Linked DNA regions of Homo sapiens: all the other regions are linked to region 1. Evidence: chromatin contacts called from ENCODE Hi-C or POLR2A ChIA-PET data. All regions are on one chromosome and are shown on one strand. Each heading gives the region's core, a stretch centred on a gene start or an enhancer-like site at or near the end of the contact. The rest is flanking DNA. Distances are from core to core; before and after follow the strand shown.

Region 1 (2,956 bases), core at 337-2,836:
CTGAGTGACAGAGTAAGACTGTCTAAAAAAAAATAAATAAGTAAAACCCACCTTTTCCACACCTACTATGTAAGTAAGAAATCCTATTAACCCGATCATTACCCAAATAGAAAGAAATAATATGGTATTCAAATATTGGTATCTTCCACAGAATTAAAGTTGGAGTTCTTTGCAGCACCGCCTGTTTACCCCTAATTAATTTGGGCGGCTGCCACACACACACACGCACACACGCACGCACACACGCACGCACACACGCGCACACACGCACGCACGCACACACACGCACACACGCACACACACACACGCGCACACACGACACACACGCACAGACGCGCACACACGACACACACGCACACACACGCACGCACGCACACGCACACGCACGCACACACACACGCACACACAAACGCACACGCACACACACACACGCGCACACACACACGCGCACACACACACACACGCGGAGGGCGAGCCAAGGGAAGGGATTCAGAACAGGATACTCAAAAAGAGGAAGAACCGTCGTTTCACCACCCGCCGCAGTGAAAGCTGAAATTAAGTGTCCCCTCCACGACTTCTTCGACCTCTGAGAGAACTTCGAGTGCAGGAACAGTGCTCCACCAAGCCTGCCACCTGCTTTGTCGCGTCCTAGGCTGGGAGCAGTCTGTGGGATGAGTTTCCAGTCCAGCTCCAGGCTGGAGTGTACCCAGGACCTCACCCTACCCCCTACTCCTTCCCAGGGGTCACCCCGGGGAGTGTTCAGGGCTCCCCAACCCACTTCTTCCCAGGAGTCACCCCAGAGCGTGCCCAGGGCTCCCCCCAACCCACTCCTTCCCAGAGGTCACCCCGGGGCGTGCTCAGGACTCCCCTCATCGCACTCCTTCCCAGAGGTCACTTCTGAGTGTGCTAAGGGCTCCCCCCAACCCACTCCCTCCAGGGGTCACCCCGAGGCGTGCTCAACTTCCCAACTTCTTCCCAGGGGTCACCCCGGAGCGTGCTCGGCTCCCCCCGCCCTCCCCAGTCGCTGCCCGGGGCTCAGCGACCGCCGACCCCGAGAGCTGCAGCCTTCACCCAGTGGAAAGCTCTAGGGCCCGGCTCCCACGCTCCCCACTTTACCTCGCAAGGTAACTCACCGCAGGCGCTTGTCCGCACCGCCCAGGCAAAGCAACGCCAGGCAGAGGCAGCCCAGCAGGGCCCCGCGCAGGGCTGCAGGGCGCATGGTGCCGACCTGCGGAGAGAACGCTGCCAGCTGCCGCTCCGGCTCCCACTTCCCACCTGCTGCCCGAGGAAGACTTCCGGGAGAAACGCTGTCTCCGAGCCCCCGCGCCGCCGCGCTCCCTCCGCTGCAGCAGCGGCCACCGGGTGCGCCCGGAGCCCTGGGACGGCCTAAACCAGTATCTCGCGGGCCCCGCGCCGGGCTCCGGGAATGGCCGCAGCAGCCCTGGCGACCCGGGCCCCTCGGAGCTCCCCTTCAGGATCGTGCACCAAGCGCGCACGTCCCGGGCTCTGCTTCGCGACCCACAGCGACCCCAGCTCCTCCACGCTGCAGCCGCCGTCCGCCCACGACCACGGTCAGTCGCGTTGCTCCCAGCCCAGGGCGCCCTGCGGGCCTGCACCGGAGCAGAGAGCCACGCCCCCAGGACGGCACGCCCCCGCCGGTGGACACGCCCCCCAGAACGGCACGTCCCCGCCCGGCGTTCACGCCCCGCCCCGTGGTTGGCTCAGAGAGGCCGAGGCAGGAGCAGCTCCGCGGGCCTTGAGGGCGTGTCAGGCGGCTGTGTTCCTTCGCCACGCAGGCGCCCCGCGCCTTTTCCCGCAGCTCTGCGCCACTCCCACACTCCCGGGTCCGAGCTAACCTAGACCACCCGTGAGGACCGCCCTCGGGGGGACCGCCCGTGTCTGCGCCATCCCCCGCCAGCAAGTGGGCGTGCGGGCCCCAGGGCCACTCTACTCTCCAGGGACAGCCCCCAGCCCGACCCGCGCACCCTGCAGGCCCGCGGTCCGCACGCAGCACCCGCTTTCAAAAACTGCGCCCTGCAAGCTGCCCGGGAGCTCCTGACTGCAGATGGTGCTTGGCCGCCCAGGCTCCCCGCAGCCTCCCGCCACCTCGGCGCTCCACTGCGCAGCCCGAGGGACGGCTCCAGAATTAGGAGGGGACCTACTCGGGTCACTCTCCTGGAAACCTCTCCAGTCTCCCGGTGCTAGGTGCTGGGAGCACCAACATTCCTAGAAGGGCCTGGCCCTCACCCAGCCCTGGGCCTCACCTGCCCCTCCCCGCGGGCCCCAGGAGCCCGGAAGTCATCTCTGTGGGGGCAGCAAAGAGCCGCCTCGGGGCGCGACCTGGGAAGTCATCTTGTGAGGGATCCCCTCCCAGAGGGACGGGCCACCCCCCACGGATGAAGGGGACTTCATGTCAGCCCCACCTTGGCGTAGCCAGGGCCAGTCCCATAGGCCCGGTCTCCTCCCCCAACACCCTGGCCTTCCCAGCCCTTCAGAGGCACGGGTTCCCCTGCACCCGCGGCCCCGCCCACGGGCTGTGCACCCGGCATTGTCTCTGCAGATGTTTCTCCTCTTTCCCTTCCCTGTCCGCACACCCACAGCTAGTTAAGGCTATTCCTATTTACACGTCGAGTAAACTGCGCCTTCCTCGGGGTCCTCTGCCACTGGTAACTGTCTAAATAGCAGGTGGGCCTGTAGCCTGCTCTCCCACAGGCCTGGACCTTGCCTGCATGCATTACCATTCTTTGAAACAAAATATTTAAATGATTAATCTGTTTTTCCCACTAGACTGCAAGGCAAGGCCCATGTCTATTTTGCCCACCTTGAGTCCCTGCCACTGAGCACAGTGGATGGGGGACAGTCGGTGCTCAATAAAATGCCACCTGTGGAACAGATGGGGGGGGAAAATGGCTGACACCTCCTTAGCTCCTCCAGGACCTCCTACAGGTCATGGTGT
Region 2 (3,362 bases), core at 685-3,184, 7.0 Mb before region 1:
TAAGGAATACCTTTGATACATGTTCATTCTACATCTGAGTCATGATTATACCATCTTTTAAATATTACCCTTTAGCATTTTTTATTGCATCACTTTAGAAAGCAGAAAATGCTAGTTTTTTAAAAATTGGTGATACTAGTTTTAATTACTTGATTAAGGTGGTTCTACCAGATCTTTCCATTGTGAAGAGGTATTTTGTGTTTTTTAAGGAAGTATACTTTGAAGGTGATACTTTGAGACAAAGAGAATATTCCGCTTCACAATAATTTTTCACCAGATGGTTTTAGTATTTACTGATGGTCTTTGCCTGTATCCATTATAACACTGGAGTTGCAAAACACAAACCCTTTTTCTTTTTTTTTTTTTTTGAGATGGAATCTCGCTCTGTTTCCCAGGCTGGAGTGCAGTGGCACGATCTCTGCTCACTGCAACCTCTGCCTCCTGGGTTCAAGCGATTCTCCTGCCTCAGCCTCCCGAGTAGCTGGGACTACAGGCGTGTGCCACCACGCCCGGTTAATTTTTTGTATTTTTAGTAGAGATGGGATTTCACTGTGTTAGCCAGGATGGTCTCGATCTCCTGACCTTGTGATCCGCCCGCCTTGGCCTCCCAAAGTGCTGGGTTTACAGTCGCGAGCCACCGCGCCCGGTCACCACAAACCCTTTTTCGACGTCCACAGTTTACACCTGAGCTCTCCCTTTGACCCACTACAACACTTTCTTTTCTTGGGCAATATATTAATAGCACGGTGGTTATGTCACAGGCCTGTGACTGGCTTGGGCTCAAACCCGGGCTTTTTCACTTACTAGCTGCAAGACTAACTAGTTATTTAATTTCTCCATTCCTCACTTTCCTTATCTGCAAAACGGATGCAATAAAGGCACCCCCTCTTACAGGACTGTTAGGATTAAATGAGCTAAATCACAGTGTCCGAACACTTCAGTACTTCGTACATAATTACTTGCTCAAGAAATGTTAGCTATTATTGGGTCATGATTATTTATATGTGTTTGAATTCCAGCTTTGCCACATCCCAGAGTGTCTTTGAGTAAGTCACTGAGTATCCTTGTGCCTCAATTCCTCATCTATAAGTAGGTTCCCATCTCATAGGTTTTTAAAGATTCATGCTTACATGCTTAGCAGTGTCTGGTATGGAATAAGCACTAAAAAAGATGAGCTTTTATGATGATGATGATTACTATTTTCAGTCATGATTATTTTGTATATTTACTCTAAAAGAAAGTGAATTTTTTTAGTTCAAGACTTTTAGATTCATCGTTCTACTTTCATTGTGGCTAGCTCATGGCCATCCACGTAGTGAATTAATAAAGCTTTGTTGAGTGGCACTTGCTTGACAGCGACACTTTTGTCCACTCTTTCACCTTGCTGGATTTGTGCTGCCTTCCTTGCTGTAGGAAGCCCACGCTTGGGAAATAACATTCCCACAGAAGGTCTGAGAGGCTCTGACGGGCCAAGGTTGTAAACCCCCATGATTTGACTCCACGGGCAGTTAAAGTGTGTTCCCACCCCCCACGGATCCGCTGCCACTAGGCTGTGCGAAGGCATTTACCTCCCTGGCACTTTGATCCAAGTTCCCTATTTTCCCCTACTGGTCGATCGAGGTTGGGAACAGTTGCTCTAACCTGGGAAGCACCCGCCACGATCCAGCAGGGCGCGGTGGGAGGGGAAACTGAGGCCCGGCTAGGCACCCCCGCCGCGCCCAGCCCGCCGAGAGGCTCAGGCCCCGGGAGGCACCTGGAGCCTGCGCCCCGCCCGCGCCGCTTCCTGTCCCGCGCGCTGCGCTCACGTGACCCGGGCCTGGGAGGAGCCGGGGCGGGCGGGGGTCACCTGAACAAGGGAGTCACGTGAGCGGGGGGCGGGGGTGGGGGGGCGGTGCCGGGCGGCTGTCACGTGACGCGGTTCCGGGGCCGCCGCTGCCGCTGTCGCTGTCGCCGAGCCCAGTCGAGCCGCGCTCACCTCGGGCTCCCGCTCCGTCTCCACCTCCGCCTTTGCCCTGGCGGCGCGACCCCGTCCCGGGCGCGGCCCCCAGCAGTCGCGCGCCGTTAGCCTCGCGCCCGCCGCGCAGTCCGGGCCCGGCGCGATGGGGGCCGCCGCCGGCCGGAGCCCCCACCTGGGGCCCGCGCCCGCCCGCCGCCCGCAGCGCTCTCTGCTCCTGCTGCAGCTGCTGCTGCTCGTCGCTGCCCCGGGGTCCACGCAGGCCCAGGCCGCCCCGTTCCCCGAGCTGTGCAGGTGGGTGGCCCGCCCGGACGCAGGCTCCGCTCGCGGTGCCCGGGGTGAGCGGCCGGCGTGGGGGGCGGGGAGCGCTCGAGGAGCTCCTGGGGTCTCCAAGTCGCCTCCGTTCCGCGCCGGGGTCCGCCCCGTTCCCGAGGGAAAGTTGCCTGCGTGGTGTCCGCGAGTCCCGCCGGGTCCCGTGCGCAGGCGGGGGGCGCGGGGGCACACGCGGTCGTGGCGGTCCTGGAGCCCCGCGTCCGGCCACTTGTGGCTGTCGCTGAGTCGGGGGTGGCTTTGTGCGGAGCGGTCGCCCCGGCCCTTGGGGTCGGCGCCTGCCCTCGCGCGGCCGGGCGTCCGGGAAAGTTGGAGGCAGGAACTCCAGTTTGCTTTGTTCCCGCTGCGCGTTTGCATCAGAGTTTCGCCAGCGGGGCACCGGTGAGGCCCCTCGGTGTGGAGAGGCTCACCGGGGCGTTGGAGCCCGCAGGAATGGTCCTGGAGTTGAGTGTTTGTGGTTTCATTTGCTGATTGATTTCCCCCCGTGGGCTCATTTTCTCTTTAAAGAATATATATATATATATATTTTTAGCAGGCGGTGACTTTTGTCTTCTTTAGATTGGGGGCAGGGGGTGTCGTCCAGTGTGAGCTTTCAAGACTTGACCCTTCACTTCTCTGAGCCCAACTTCCTGCCTGGTTGCTCACATGATGTCATTGTCTCCGGGGCGGATTATTCTAGTGGATCTTGCTCTGGGAACCATGATTGTATAACCCATCAGTCCCATCGAGGGCTGTTCACCTCGCGCAACTGCTAGCAGTCCAGGGCCTGGGGAACTTCGAATTTCAGGAATTTTCTGACCATCCTTTTCTGGACTGTTTAGGATGATGGAAAATTCAGCTTTTGTTTATTTTTTTAAACTTTGGTAAAAAGGAAGCAGGATGAAAAGTTTTGAACAGACAACAGTTTCTCCCTGTTACTGTTACTTTTACAAGTTACTTTTACAAGTTACTTTTCAGAGTGAAACAAAGTTGAGCCTACTTTGGGCTGAACTTGGAGTTTGTGGTAGGGTTTATGGGGGGGGTTCTTATTTTTCCCATGCATCAGAGATAGTTTTATTAGCACCCCTGTGTTCAGAAC
Region 3 (2,877 bases), core at 292-2,791, 5.7 Mb before region 1:
AGATGTGTTATTTGATTCTAATTATAATTAACTTTGCTTATTACTAAGTAGATAATAATTTTCTCATTTCATATTTTTTCTGAATAACAGTTTTTCTCCCCATAGAGAATATTCAGAAGATGGAATCCTTTTAACGTAGAACTCAAGATGTGCCCTGTTCTCCCTGCCCGCCTCCCATTTCCCTAAACACACACACACACACACACACACACAAACACACACATTCTCCCTTCTCTCAAGATACTTTTTTTCCAACTGAGAGTCGTTGACTAATCACAGATGAGTTAATCCTTCCACAGTTTTGAAAAAGTCTAGCAACCCTCACCTTGAAGAGAGTGAATAGCGTGGCTAATCCATCTAAGAACAATGCACGAAAACGAAAAACGGAGAATCCTGCCCGGCAGTTAATTTGTTACTCATACTTGTTGAACTTAAGATTTGGAGCTAAATAAGTGCAGATGAGAGCAAAGACCCATCTTTTAAATATTTAAGCTTTTAGGCAAACCTGGGCAGGCAATATCACATTTATCAGTGCGAATTCTCCAATGCTCTCTAAAACTTTATTTCAATGATCTCACCTCCTGTAAGGAATTAATTCCCCCTTAGCTTGACCACAGGATCAATATCTTATCTTAAGAAGTGTTTAGGTTTTCTAAAAAAAGACCAGACACTGAAGACTTACATAAACATCAAAGCATTCTTTTTTTAATTCCTCGATATGGAGAAATTCATAGGCCGAAAATTAGGTAAATAGAGAGGTAATTACCAATGCCTGTTTCCTTGACAACTCCCCTCCCCCACCCCTCCTGTGATAGGGAAAAACCAAAATGAAAGTGAGGAGGGGTAGCCACAAGCCATGCTGGATTTTAGCAAACCAAAGCAAGAAGCAGAGCAGAAAGCTGCAAACTAGACACAAAATACAAATAAATCAATGTATATCGGGGCTGCATATTGTGTAGTATTTTTGTGGTTGCCATAGAAACGTCAGCGACGGAAGAACATGTTGCATGACACAAAAGAGAGCAATATGTAATAGGAACATTCCCCCCACCACCACCCCCCGCCCAGCTTCGTCTATAGCAGAGAAAATGCTTTAGCCCCGGGAGGGGGCTGGGTGGGTGGGTAAATGAAGCCAGGAACAGCAGCTTGAAATCACAGCCCAGAAAGGGACGCTCACCCGGCCCAGCACAAAGCGAGGGTCCTTTTGTACCAGCAGAGCCTCTCTTCGCCTCCCTCCAGGCGCCCCCTGCACCTTTCCCCCGCCCGCCTTGCACTCCCCCCCCGCCCCCGGAGCCTACCCCTTCCAGAGGTCCTAAGGAAATCCAGCCCAGGAGAGAAAAATATGCTGGGAAGAGGAATGCAAACATCAGCCACACCCAGCGGGGAAGGTGCCTGCGAACGGCACCAGGACCACATACCTCCTTCCTGGCAGCCTTTGGCACATGGACTTAGAAACCAGAAGCTGAGATGGAGCCGGCTGGGTTCAGAAATTGCCACTAGTTTATAAGAGCTGTAAGTCAGCCAACACTGGAAAGAAAAAGCGAGACTCCACCCATGGGGTGGACCCTTCAGGAAGAAAAAAAAAAAAAAAGTGGTCCTCAGCTGACGTCTCTCCCCACCCATGTCACTTCCTTTTAAAGCTACAAGTTAGCAGTTGCCGAGAGGGAAGAGCGAGCTGGTGTAATATGAGTCACTCCCTTCCCCTTCCAATTAGTGTAAGGCAGTGCTTCAGTTGGCTTCACGTTTGAAATCGCTTTTGAAATCTGGCTCGGGAAGCTGCCAGGATAAAAAAAAAATGAAAGCCCCCTGGAAGTGGCCTTGCTTTCTCTCCCCTTTCTCCCAAATCCTGTTGCATCCCTGCGCCCTAACGGCTCCTCTAACCTCAACCCAGACTCCGGCTCCGTCTGTGTTGCAACCTGGAAATTGTCCTCAGTTGGCTCATTTTTAATTCAGCAAGCGTAGGATCAATATGCCCACCCTCAAAACTCTCCCCTCACCTCTCCTCGGTCCGCTGTGCTGGAAGGAGATTGCGTTGCACTCAGAAGAGTCCAAATCATCTTAAACAAAATAAGCCTCAGCACTCAAGAGATTGAGATGTTATGAAGTGGGATGAAAGAAGCTTGGAGGTCGATTGATGTATTTTCTGTTTTCAAACCTTAGCACCATGGTTGATTACCACTGCACAGGCGTGCACACACGTACTGTCGCATGCTCACATGCACGTGGCATTTACACAGGTGTATCAGAGAGGGTCTGGGCAGACCTTTATAGTAAAAGTGTCTTCACAATTTTTAAAAAGGGTGGGCTGTTGAAAGTCCAGAAATGCCAGGATCTAGAAAATTATTTCAATTTCAAAATACTGAGGTGTATTCCTTTCAAATGTCCACTATTACAGCCATTGTCAAAATAATATTTAACTATTTACTTGACTCCTGGGTTAACCTTGTTCTTTAGATGTTTATAATCTATAAAGGAAAAATACATGTGCTCACAAATAGCCCAAGCACATTGCAGAATTACTAACAGCTATGCAAGTGTCAAAACCAGTGTGTCATGAAGACAGAATAGAAAGTGCTTTTTTGATTGCGATGGGGGAAGGCATTGATCATTCAGGAAACAGGGTTTGGAGTGGGTCCTATGGGAGGTGGCATTTTTCTTGTCTGTGATGAGAGACGGGGAGAGTGAAGCAGAATGTGGTGGAAGAGAAAGGATATGTGAGGCAAACAAAAAAAGGATCAGAACAGAAACCCATTTGTAGCAATAACTTGTTTTAATATCCATGTGAAAATAAATTTGACCACAGAGTAATGCTTATAAAAGATTTTTATAAAAAGTTCCTTGTAGTCATCATCTCTCGTAACTTTTCGAACTATGTTT
Region 4 (3,035 bases), core at 35-2,534, 5.9 Mb before region 1:
AAAGGACTTTAAACCTGTACTTATTTTACAGCTGAGGAAACTGGCTCAGAGAAGTTTTACGGCTTTCAATTTTAAATGTCTCAGTCACATGTATATTAGAAAGTGGCTTCACATGTATGCCAGCTGGTGAACTATTTCTTGCGGACATTCTTGTTTATGAATACCAAGACAAGGTGGAAATGGGACGCCAGTGGTAGACAAGTGGGCCATTTTAATGTCTTAGTCTTGGTTGTGGTGGTTAATAGTCTTTGAGAATTTATTTGTTCTCAGACTATTGCAGCACAGCATGGTGGACAAAAGCAGAATCTTGGTTGCTTGATCACCCGGACTCCAGTCCTGGTTCCGCTATCTTCTGCGTATGCAGCCTCCATATCTCGTTTCTCTATCTGTAAAATCATCTGCCTTATAGTGTTGTTAGGATTATGTATTCAGTATTAGTTATCATCATTATTATTGTAAACTCAGGATTTCTTTTATTTTTTCTGAGACGGAGTTTCACTCTTGTTGCCCAGGCTGGAGTGCAGTGGCGCGATCTCAGCTCACTGCAACCTCCGCCTCCTGGGTTCAAGCAATTCTCCTGCCTCACCCTCCCGAGTAGCTAGGACTACAGGCATGCGCCACCATGCCCGACTAATTTTGTATTTTTGGTAGAGACGATGTTTCGCTATGTTGGCCAGGCTGGTCTCGAACTGCTGACCTCAGGTGATCCACCTGCCTCAGTCTCCCAAAGTGCTGGGATTATAGGCACGAGCAACCATGACCGGTTGTAAAGTCAGGATTTCTTCCCAACACTTACTACTTTTTTTCTTGACTTAAATCTTAAAGCAAAATTAAATAATTACATTGTTGACATATCCTTATTAAATGGTGTGCCCATTTTTAGGACCCTGAGTCTTAGATTAAATGATTGTCTCAAGTCGTGTAGCTACTGTTCCTGCTTCTGTCCTGCCTGGACTACACATTTCCTTGTATGTCTTCCTAGTCCTTCGCTTTATCTCACTACATAATGCTGCTAGTACATTTTTTTTGTTACTGTTGCTGTTGCCTGTCTTTCCTTCCTTCCATCCTTCCTTTCATCCTCTTCCTTTCTTTTCTTTCTTCTGCCTTTCTCACGCTTTCTCTCCTCACTTCCTTTTTTCCTTTCCTCCCTCTGTTCTTTCCTTATTTCTCCTCCATTCTTTCCATTGAATCAGCATTTGAGTGACTCCATAGGCATGTGCTCTTTTGGAAGATGAATAAGACCTAGTTCCAGGTCAAGTAGGGAGTACACAAATGACCAACAGTACAGGCTCATCTGGATGCACACAGGAGGCAGTATTGAGAAGACCTGGGCTTGGGAAGACTTCTGGAACAAGTGACATTTGTGCTGTGACCTCAAAGCTGAGTCAGGAAGACTAGTATTTCAGACTAGCATGTGACTCATAATAATATATTGGCCCCCTCAGTATTTTGAGGAGCTTTTTAGAATTAATTAGATTGGTCAGATTTATTTAAAAAGCTGTCCAAGGAAATGTGAACTGTTACATTATTTCTTTCTCACTGCAACAGACAAAGGATCTCTGAGTCATACTATTAACTTTAGAACTGCGGTCAGAGTTGGACTCATCTTTTAAATAGTCACCAATAACATTTGCATTTTTCAGATTATCTATTGTTGTGTAACAAACCACTGTGAAACTTAATGGCATGAAAGAGCAATTATTTTATTGCTCATGATTCTGTGGTTCAGGTGTGTAGGCAGGGTACAGGTCATCCCTGTCCCAGGATGTCTGGAGCCTTGGCTGGAATAGCTCAGTTGGCTGGAAACATCCTGGCTTGGCTGGGGCCCTAAGTCTGAGCCCTCATTTTTTTTGTCTGCATAGTGTCTGCTGGATGTCAAACATCCACGATGGCTCCCTCACTCACATATGTGTCTGTTCACTTGGGCTGAGAGAGCAGGAACAGCTGAGGGCTGCTGGCACAGTTTTCTTTCCATGTGATCTTCCTCATGGCTAGCCCAGGGTGGTCCTTGGGTAATTGGACTTCTTACACGGCAGCTGTCTTTCCTCAGAGCCAGTGTTTTGAGAGACTGAGGTGGAAATCGCAGGCCTTCTTAGGCCTTAGCTTCCGCGGTTGTGCAGTGTCACTTCTGTTGTGTTCTTTTAGTTCCATGAGGCTGGCCCAAATTCACTGTGGGAGGCGACTGCTCAAGGCAGCGGTACCAGGTCGGGTTTGTAGGTTACTTTGGGAAGTTAACTGCTACATGCATTCATTGTAAAGCTTTGGGGAATTAGAATCTGGTCAGTCATACTGTCTTTGCTTCCCCTAGCCCCGAACCCGCAAAAATGCAAAAAAAAAAAAAAAAAAAAACATCAAGTACATCCCTGAAGGAATGTAAGGACTCAGAAAGGTAACTGAGGGGACTATTTAGAGGAAGAGATAAGAACCAGCAATACTGGCTTTTTAGCTATGGTAGCCATGCTCATGAACTGATTATACAGGTATGATTCTTGCAATGTTATTACCTCTGTAGGCTCAGAGTAGCTACTATTGTCATGTATTTGTTTTTTATAATTGTAAATTCAGATCTTGAGAAAATTGATAGCCCTAATTGTGGTGCATATGTGTGATTAGACAATTGACTCATTGAAATTATTTGATGGAATTATAATAGTGCTAATTTCCTGCAAATCATTACCAGTGACATGTTAGAATGGGAAGTTATAGACAGGAGAAATTAGAGATAAAACATTGGTACTAAGAAGAATGCCTGTAAATAAGCTCTTAGTTTTGTAAAGATAAGAGAGATGCACACCATAAATACAGCATTATGGAATTTTACAAAGTTAGTTGAATTAGAACATCCAACATATAACTGCTCTTTTCCACTTAGTAATAGGTGGAGGCCATTGTTCTGTGTAAGGACATTTAAAGTAAGGTATTGTTTGGATCATTATAACCATGTTCCCTATAGTGTGTTTCCATAGTTTCAAACAAAAAATACTATTGCGGGGAGCATCTCTGTTCATTTATCTTTACTCATATATGGAGTATTT

Evidence for each region. A loop is a pair of places that touch in the nucleus more often than their neighbours do. ChIA-PET counts read pairs that join two places held with the same protein, here RNA polymerase II (POLR2A). Pooled maps may share reads with other maps.
Region 2: a map with no recorded cell type shows a loop between it and region 1 (13-fold over the local background). The contact joins the promoter of IGF2R here to the promoter of RNASET2 in region 1. A Hi-C loop is called at or near these places in 5 of 37 single-sample maps with no recorded cell type and 9 of 50 pooled maps.
Region 3: a map of CD8-positive, alpha-beta T cell shows a loop between it and region 1 (7-fold over the local background). The contact joins the promoter of AGPAT4 here to the promoter of RNASET2 in region 1. A Hi-C loop is called at or near these places in 1 of 168 maps with a recorded cell type or tissue (CD8-positive, alpha-beta T cell) and 6 of 50 pooled maps. POLR2A ChIA-PET finds 5 or more read pairs at or near these places in 1 of 52 experiments (activated CD4-positive, alpha-beta T cell).
Region 4: a map with no recorded cell type shows a loop between it and region 1 (10-fold over the local background). The contact joins the enhancer-like site here to the promoter of RNASET2 in region 1. A Hi-C loop is called at or near these places in 3 of 37 single-sample maps with no recorded cell type and 2 of 50 pooled maps.

The regions. Positions count from the first base shown.
Region 1 is chr6:166,954,964-166,957,919 of GRCh38, forward strand. RNASET2 (ribonuclease T2) reads right to left here and starts at 1,587. Exons shown (of 9, transcript NM_003730.6): 1 at 1,134-1,587. The coding sequence starts at 1,219. RefSeq lists silencers at 1,353-2,112, 2,153-2,252, 2,523-2,572.
Region 2 is chr6:159,967,148-159,970,509 of GRCh38, forward strand. It overlaps IGF2R (insulin like growth factor 2 receptor), which reads left to right and starts at 1,935. Exons shown (of 48, transcript NM_000876.4): 1 at 1,935-2,248. The coding sequence starts at 2,100. RefSeq lists silencers at 1,496-2,115, 2,126-2,405, 2,426-2,555.
Region 3 is chr6:161,272,520-161,275,396 of GRCh38, forward strand. It overlaps AGPAT4 (1-acylglycerol-3-phosphate O-acyltransferase 4), which reads right to left and starts at 1,542. Exons shown (of 9, transcript NM_020133.3): 1 at 1,419-1,542.
Region 4 is chr6:161,036,952-161,039,986 of GRCh38, forward strand. All of the region lies in intron 2 of MAP3K4 (mitogen-activated protein kinase kinase kinase 4), which reads left to right. Among named protein-coding and RNA genes, the nearest start is that of MAP3K4-AS1, 46 kb to the left of the region's middle. RefSeq lists an enhancer at 1,841-1,910. Within about 2 kb of position 1,285, at least 15 of the 41 ENCODE cell types and tissues checked have a DNase peak (open chromatin) inside an H3K27ac peak, as active enhancers do.